2 separate regions of the Homo sapiens genome follow, and region 1 is linked to region 2. A link is an interaction called in ENCODE POLR2A ChIA-PET data of the cell type or tissue named here. Cell type or tissue: IMR-90. All regions are shown on one strand. Links, peaks and the distances in the headings refer to the core of each region. The heading gives the core; the rest is flanking DNA.

The links. Peaks named below come from ENCODE experiments on the same cell type or tissue, not always from the same donor. Only the 100,000 strongest peaks of a DNase experiment are listed, where the experiment ranks them.
Region 1: POLR2A ChIA-PET joins it to region 2 with 12 read pairs; 3 of 35 experiments call an interaction of 5 or more read pairs at or near these places.

What each region holds. Positions count from the first base shown.
Region 1 is chr15:49,176,350-49,180,755 of GRCh38, reverse strand. The region is part of intron 1 of GALK2 (galactokinase 2); the gene reads right to left. It also overlaps the pseudogene RPL15P19. Among named protein-coding and RNA genes, the nearest start is that of GALK2, 8.3 kb to the right of the region's middle. In IMR-90, for the core only: no CTCF peak of the experiment used is centred there; no DNase peak of the experiment used is centred there.
Region 2 is chr15:49,241,101-49,245,506 of GRCh38, reverse strand. The region is part of intron 5 of GALK2 (galactokinase 2); the gene reads right to left. Among named protein-coding and RNA genes, the nearest start is that of GALK2, 73 kb to the right of the region's middle. RefSeq lists an enhancer at 2,321-2,615 and a silencer at 2,321-2,615. In IMR-90, for the core only: no CTCF peak of the experiment used is centred there; a DNase peak (open chromatin) is centred at 2,456; H3K27ac peaks cover 994 bases.

The DNA.
Region 1 (4,406 bases), core at 240-4,239, 65 kb after region 2:
CATGAAAAGGCCCAAGCATACAGCATTCAGAAAACTACAATTAGGTATCTAAAAACATCAGAAGAGAAAAGGAGGGGAGGAGGTTGGAGGATATCAAGTCTCAGATCTTAAAGGGCCTTATGCCATATTGAGAAACCTGGCTTTTAACATACAGGCAATGGATGTGAACAGATGTTTAAAAATGAAGTAAATCATCAATTTTGCATTTGAAAAAGCTCACTGGGTAGTGTGTGGAATTCGGATTGTAGAAATAAAGAGATCTAATAGCAGTTCATTGTAATATATCTAGAGAGAAATGCTGAAAGTACTTCAAAGCTATAGGTAGAGAAGGGTGAAATTAAGGTGATATTTGAAATGTCAAATCCAAAGGAATTGGTACAATTAAATGTGGGAAAAAGAGCAATAAGTACAACTCCCACTTTGCTGGTTTAGATAATCCTGCTAGCCTTAATAGGGGTTAATGTTTCTGCCTGTGAAAATCATATACAGATGAAATTCAAGTTTTCCTGAACTTGAATCCTTATTAATTTGTTTTTATAAGGACTGCAAACACAAATAACATGAAGTGCTAACAGCAGAGTTAGAATAAGTCTCCTAAAATGTGTCTTAATGAAATTATTTTGAATTATAAAACTTTGTCATTTTCCTAGACTTCCTTGGGAAGGCAGTCTGTTCATGGCTTATAACTGCTTCAGTACCAAGAGGCTTACTATACAACATTCCTACCTTAGAAATTCAAATGCATGGAGGCTATAAAAGGAAACAAGGAAGGCATTTTTCTCTAAGAACAGAAAGAACTGAAGTGTACAGTGTTTTTCTAAACTTCATACCTAACCCTCTAATAATGAATGGTAGGGCTGTAATTGGGGGAAGTAGCTGTATTTTACCTCTAGGTGAGCTACCAACAAGACCTTGTGTCTTAATGCAGTCACTGAAAGTATGCCCCCCAAAAAATACAATGAGCATTTCAATATGAAAATAAGAGCTCCTACAAAGATCATACTGTTAAATGGGGAATTGGCCAAAGTATTGCAGCACAAATTGCTGACTCTGGTGCTCTGAATGCTCTTTTGACTTAAAATCTTAAAAAAAAAAAAAAAAAAGAAAGAAACAAAGAAAAAAGAACAGCAGTATTAGTAACAGAACTTGAGAAACAAAGCTATGACTGTTGTGAATGAAATGGACTTTAATAAAAGGACTGATTCTCTCAGACCGTGTGGCTAACTGCAGAAATGAATGAATTAAAATTTCAGGAGCTATGACATGTATTTTCAGTCTTCCACTGTGACCTTGGGCAAGTCCCCCATCCTGTCTGTGCTTGTTTTCTCTTCAATATCAGGATATCGAGTCATGGCATTATAGAAAATGTTAATTTTTAATACTAATTTAAGAACAATTGGTTATAACATGAATTTTTATGTTAATTTGTATGAGTTGCTCCATGCCTCAATTTTCCTCATCTACAAACTGAGGCTAATACTAGAACTCACTGCAAAGGTTTGTTTGAGGGTTTTATAAGTATAAAATAATTATTAGTTATTACTATTATTACTGTTATATTTGAGAATTTAATATATGTTAGAGATGGAATTTCAAAGATTGGTAATTACCATTGGGAAAGGAGGGTGAATTTGAATCTCTGTTTTGTTCCTTTCATCACAATAAATTTCTCCAAGATCAAAAATTAAACATAAAAACAAAATTAAAATTATATTAGAGATCTTAGAAAACGAGGTTATGATGGTGAAAATAAAAATAGTAGATAGGTTGAATAGAAGAATGAAAAGAGTTAAAGAGCAAATTAATGAGCAAGAAGCTGAAGGAAAGTGGAAATTAAGGCCACAGCTATAGCTATTTTGAAAATAATAATGAGAGGTCTACATATCAAAACCCATGAGGCACAACCGTAATAGCACTCAGAAAATTTTCTAGCCTTCTATTCATATAAGAAAATAAATAATGGGGGAGAAAGGCTCTTTCCTTTCCGTCTGGCAACAGCCATCAGGTAAGCCAAGATAACTGCATACAAGTACATTCAGGAGCTGTGGAGGAAGCAGCAGTCTGATACCATGCACTTTCTTCGGAGAGTCCCTGCTAGCAGTACTGACAGCTCTCTGCTCTACCACAGGGCTCCACATCCCACCCAGCCCAAAAAAGTGCACCGACAGGGCTACAAGGCCAAGCAAGTTTACGTTATATATAGGATTCGTGTGCACCATGGTGGCCGAAAATGCCCAGTTCCTAAGGGTGCAGCTTATGGCAAGCCTGTCCACTGTGGTGTTAACCAGCTAAAGTATGCTTGAAGTCCATTGAAGACGAGAAAGCTGGACGCCACTGTGGGGTTCTAAGAGTCCTGAATTCACATATATATATATATGTACATATATATACATGTATACATGATATACATGTACATCATGTATATATGTACATACATATATGTGCATACATATATGTACATGTATATATGATATACATGTACATATATTTTTATTTATACATATAGACATATTTATACATTTTATTTCTATATATATATATATATATATATATATATATAGTATTTCTTTTTTTTTTTTTTTTTTTTTGAAACAGAGTCTTGCTCTGTCACCCAGGCTGGAGTGCAGTGGCACAATCTCACTCACTGCAACCTCTGCCTCCTGGGTTCAACTAATTCTCATGCCTCAGCCTCCCAAGTAGCTGGGATTATAGGTGTGCGCCACCACACCCAGCTAATTTTTGTAATTTTGTAATTTTTGTTTAGTAGAAACGCGGTTTCACCATGTTGGCCAGGCTGGTCTCGAACTCCTGGCCTCAAGTGATCCACCCAACTTGGCCTCCCAAAGTGCTGGGATTACAGGTGTGAGCCACCATGCCCGGCTAAGAGTCCTGAGTTCTCACTTCGGTGAAGATTCAACATACAAAATGTTTGAAGTTATCCTCATTCATCCACTCCATAATGCTGTCAGAAAAAATCCTGCCACCCAGTGGATCACCAAACCAGTCCACAAGCAAAGGGTGATGCATGGGCTGACATCTGCAGGCCGAAAGATCCGTGGCCTTGGTAGGGTCATAAGTTCCACCACACTCCTGGTGATTCTCACTGTGCATCTTGGAAAAGGCACAATACTCTCCAACTCCACCGTTACCACTAATGTAAGTAATGTTTGTAAAGTTGATACCTAAAAAACAATTTAGGACAGTCATGTCTGCTTACAAGTATTATTTGTCTGTTAAAACTAGTCTGTAGATTATTTCATGAATTCTTTGTCAAATTATGACAGTTAAAGTGCAATAATGTTTGAAAACTATAAGTGATGATGTCTCTTGTTTCTAGTAAGATAAACTTTTTTGTCTTTGCTTTATCTGATTAGGGAGTTATCTGGCAGTGTTTAAAACATACTGTGTGATACAATAGGTTTAACATAAATTATTTAAAAGAAAAAAAGAAAATAAATAATGAAAATAAATAAAGTATGCATATAACATAGGAACCTAGCAAAAAGTAGTTAAATAAATTAGAAGAAGCAAATTAACAGATAAAAGCAAAATTTATTGAACCAGGGGAAAATAGCAGATTGGATAAAAAAATTACAAGGTGGTTCTTCAATTTAAAAAAATATATAGAAAAAGAACTTTGAGTGTCATTAAACATAATCAATACTAGAAATAATAGACAAACATAAATTTTAAAAAGATTTAAAAATTTTTAAATGGCTGATTTTTCTAGAAAAAATACAAATTTCTAAAATTGACACAAGAGTTTAAAAATAAAGAAATAGAAAAGTTGTCAGAAACAAAGCCCAAAAAGTGTTACAACAAGTTGGTTGGACCTTCAAGGAAAAAGTGGTATTTTCTTTTTATAAATGGTTCTAAATAATAGAAGCTGTGGAAAGTTTCCCATCTCATTTTAGGAGGCTGGTCTAACCCAGATGCTTACATTTGACAAGAATGGCCCTCAAAAGCAAACTATAGGCTAATCTCACTTGTGGAAATAGATAGAAAAACCCTAAATAAAATGTCGGTAAATTTAATGCAGTAATTACCTAAAATAACCTATGTGACCAAGCAGAGTTCATTCCAGGAATATGAAGGTAATCAGCACCAGAAATCTGTTGATTAAATGAACTATGCTAACAGAATAAAAAGAAGAAAATTCTATGACTTCATGATCCTCTCAAAAAATCCAAATAAGAAACAAATGTATTTTCATAGCCATTCCTTATTTTTAAAAATAAAATATAAAATTTTTTAAATCTCTGTCATGCGTTGATCTAAAGACAAAAAAAGTGAGGCAAACTTAATACAGAGTTTATTTGGGCCAAGTTTGAAGATTGCAACCCAGGAACATAGATTCAAGTTAACATGAATATACCCTCTGATTAGCAGTAGTTACTAGTGGTTTT
Region 2 (4,406 bases), core at 281-4,280:
CAGGTGTGGTCATACAGGTCATCTTACTTTTCATTCTATTTCCATTCTTATTTTTCATTCTATTCAGTTCTTCTATCTTTTATTTTACTTTCGCCAAAGTGATATTTGCATATAATCTAAAAGATTAAATAGAGGTAAAAGGCTTATAACAACAACAAAGGCAGCCCCTAGCTCACTCTGTCATCCCTATCCCCAATGCAATGTGTACAACGGCAAATACTTTTGGCTCTTTGCTTTTGCTTCCAATTCCAAATAACATTGGTAAATGTTATTGCCTGTTGTTTCATTTTAAACATTATTTATTGCTTTCCTATTATGATAAGTGAGGATTTTAGCTCTCTTACATCCACCTTTCCTTTACCCTCCTCCACCTTTCTCAATAAAGTTATGCCCAAAATTTTGCTTAAATTCATATTTGTTGTGTTAATTACTGAGATTATTGTTCACTTATGAGCAAAAAAAAATGGTTGATTTCATTTCTGTTACAAACTTTTTTGTTTTTCCTATATTTAATAATTGCCCCATTTCTTCATTTGCTTAGATTTGTATATCTAGCTGAGCTTTGTCATATCCTACAACAGCTCTGTGAAATTACTCTGAATCCATTTTCCACATGGTTGAACATATCAGATTAACCAGTTTTTTTGGCTTTTTTTTTGTTTTACTGATAAGATTATAAGTTCCATCTTTCCCTCTCCTCATTTTAATCTGCACTGCTTTCTAAGCTGCTGGATATTATGGGTGTTATGTTGGAATTCCCCTTATGTTCTACAAATACCAATGTTCTATAAATACCCAACTCCTCTCTCATATATTGGATTTCTCATTTCCTAGTTCCCATGCGATCTTCTTTCTTGGTTTACTCCCTAGTTTTGGTGGATTACATCCTCTAGACTTTTACACTTTACATGTTGAAAATGTTTTACTATACCCTCACATTTGATTAATTCATTTAAACAGATAGCCTAAACTAAAATTTATTAATATTTTAGAGACATTTATCAACTGCCTTTATCTTCCAATACTGTTTTTGAGAAATTAATTTACATTTCTGATCCTTTGATTATGATTTCTTTCCGTTCTTTTCTCTTGCTCTGTCAACTAGCTTTTAGTGTCTTTTCTATAACACTCAAGTTTCAAAATTTCCAGATGATATTCTTTGGTTTGGCCTTTTACATTTATTATACCAAACACCCAGTGAGCCCTTCCAATCCAAATTCACATTTTCACTTTGGAGAAATATTATTTTAAAAAAAAAATCTTCTGGACAGACACAGTGGCTCACACCTATAATCCCAGAGCTTTGAGAGGCTGATGAGGGAGGATCACTTGAGGTCAGGAGTTTGAGACCAGCCTGGGCAACATAGAGAGGCCCCAACTCTATTTTTAATAATAATAATAATTTCTAATAACTGTTTTTTCTGTTTTTCCTTACTAGTTGGATGGATTTCTGGAATTGATCCATAAATTTTCCTGTTTTTCTCTCTTATTGTCCAGCTCTTTTATTCCCTACTATATCAGAGAGTTCTTCCAGTCTGTTCTCTTTTTTTGAGACAAGGTCTCACTGTGTTGCCCAGGCTGGTCTTGAACTCCTGGCCTCAAGCGATCCTCCTGCCTTAGCCTCCCAAACTGCTGAGATTGCAGGCATGAGCCACCATGCCCAGCTGTTTCCAATCTTTTTGCTAAATTTTGTCTTGTCATATTTTTAATATGCAAAAGCTCTATCTTACCGTTGGTTCCTTTTTTAAAAAAGTAACACTATTATTTTTCAAGGACTTAACATTTTCTTTTATCTCTCTGAGGACATCATGTCTTTGATTCTTCTGCTCTCAGCATTGTCTCTGTTTCCTCTAGTTTCCTGTTTTCTCTGTTTTTTTTGTTTGTTTGGTTCATTTTGTAGGTTTTCTTCCAAAATCTTACTATACTTTGATGCCCTATCATATTTAAGAGTGAGTCACTAAAAAGCTTATTAGAAGCTTTGTAAATGGGCTTCTAACAAGGTCATAGAGGAGCTGGAGAAGGGGGTCACCAAATGTCAGTATCTGTATGAACCATCTCTGGGATGGTTAAGTTTCCTTTGAGAAGGATCCTCCAACATTCCTGCTGGAGTGTAGGGTGGTGAGGTTGCCAGTGTGCCAGTAATGACCAGAAGAATGGAGCTAAGAATTTCATTTTTCAGATGCAGAATGTCCTCTAATCTCCCAGTTTTCAAGTCTTTCTCGTCCTGCCTTTCTCAGTGCTCAGTGTCCCCAAGTACAAATGATCTCTGGTTGTTTCTCCAGAGACTCCTGCAAAGATAGGGGGAAATGGTCCAGGTGAAGAGAGGCCTTTTAGGGTCTAAATAGTCCTCACAAAGGCTTTCAGATAAATCCCCACCCACCATATTACCCTGCTTTCTTCCTAAGCCTTGCCAGAGAGCTGTGGGATGAGTCAGCTGCCTTTCCATCTGCAACTCCCTCCGCAGGCACTTGGCTCTGACCTTTCTCCATTCGCCTAAGTCATGTAACATTCCTCTATCCACTTTCCATCTTTGTATTTTGTGGTTTATGGTTATTTATGTCTCCTTGGCTTACCAAAGATAAAGCTTGTGCTTCCTTTTCTTATTTTCCCTGTTGTTTGGAAATGATTTTTGAGAAAAGAAGATTAATTTAGGGACACAGAAAAAGAGTAGGTAAGTCTTATTCTGACATGCTGAAATCAGAAGTCTCTAGATTTTCCTTTTTCATAGATCTTTTGCCACATCATACTCTCTTGTACCAGTAACATTCTGATTCATAATTTCTGGCTTCCAGATTCTCTGGGTGATTAGCCATATTGTTTTCTGGTTTCAGATATGCAACATTTAGTATATTAATGAATTAACAAGTTCCACATCTACTTATTATATCCCATCTGCAGTAATTGTTGTCTGCAACTGAATGGGGTTTACTGGATATGAAATAATAGGAAAGGCTTTAGTCACCAATCTGTTGTGGGACTTAGTGTCCTTATCAAACAGGCTAGTTATTTTCGGTTGTCCCTCTGTTCCTCTATTCTCACACTTCCCCTACCCCAAAAGGCTGACCTCTATGGTAAATTCCCCTCAACTATTCCCACTCATTGCCATTTTCACCTGTGTCATTCTTTCTCTGCCTTGCTGCATTTCTGGCAACATTACTCTATATCCACAGCTCCTAAAGTACAATGGCTTCCAGCTTCACAAGAGAACCCTTCCTAGTTAGTTCCCTTGACCTTACCCACATCTCTGTAAAAGTCTCTTTATTAAACTCTCTTCAGTTATACCTAACATGTCATTTGTTTCCTATGGTAACACTAATACATCAGTAAAAGGAGCATTTTGAACTAGCTCATCTCTAAAGTCCCTTGAATTCTTATATTCTGTGATTTTTACAAGAGTAAAATCACATGGCATTTAAATTAAAGACTGAACAAATTACAGACTTCCTTTCATTCAAGATTCTGTCTCACTCCAGAAAAAAAAAAACTCTCCAAATAATTATGCTCAGTCCTTAGAAAATGTAAATATTGTTAGTACAACTTAGACTAGCTGAGAAAGCCAGGATATACATATTGTTCCCTTTTTGCTTAGGCACTGCAGTAAGATAGTTCCGATAAAAAAATGTATTTGCTATTTCCGACTTTGAAAACAGACAATCAGAATTAATTCTAAGGGTTCAAGTGTTTCTCTTTATCTTCTTTCCTTCCTATTTCTTAGATAGGTATATTATCAAAACACCAGAAAAATAGAAAAACTAAGTTTCACCAATCCTCCCATTAAAAGTGAAATGAATTCCTTGACTTCACACCCTCCTCCAAATACCAAATTATCTTTTTCTATGCATCACCAGACTTTTTGTATCCACTGAACTTTACCACTTTCTTACCCCTTATAGACCCTTCAACCCATTTCCATCTAAAACTGCTCTTGTCAAAGTTTTGTACAACTTCTTTGTTGTGATATTCAATGGATACTTCTCAGAACTTGTGGTAACCTCTCAGAAGCATATGACAACACTACCACTCCTTTCATGAAACATTATCTTCCTTGTCTTTGCTGTTGCCTCACCTTTCTGGTTTTTCTCATACTTACTGGACTACTCCTCAATCCCTTCAGTGGACATCCCTTCCTATGCCCATTCCTCAAATGTTCATGTTTCTTGGGGCTCTGTCCTAGTTTTCCTTATCTTTCCACCTATATTCCAACACCAGGTATCTTGATCCACTCCTATGGCTTCAAAAACAATGATAAACTAATGATTCTCAAATGTACCATCTCAAGTCCAGATCTCCTCCTGACCTTCATATTTTTTTCATAACTAAATACTAAATAACTCCATCAGTATGCCCACAGATTCCTCACACTCAACATTTCAGCTTCCACTCAAACCTATTTTTCCCCCATATCT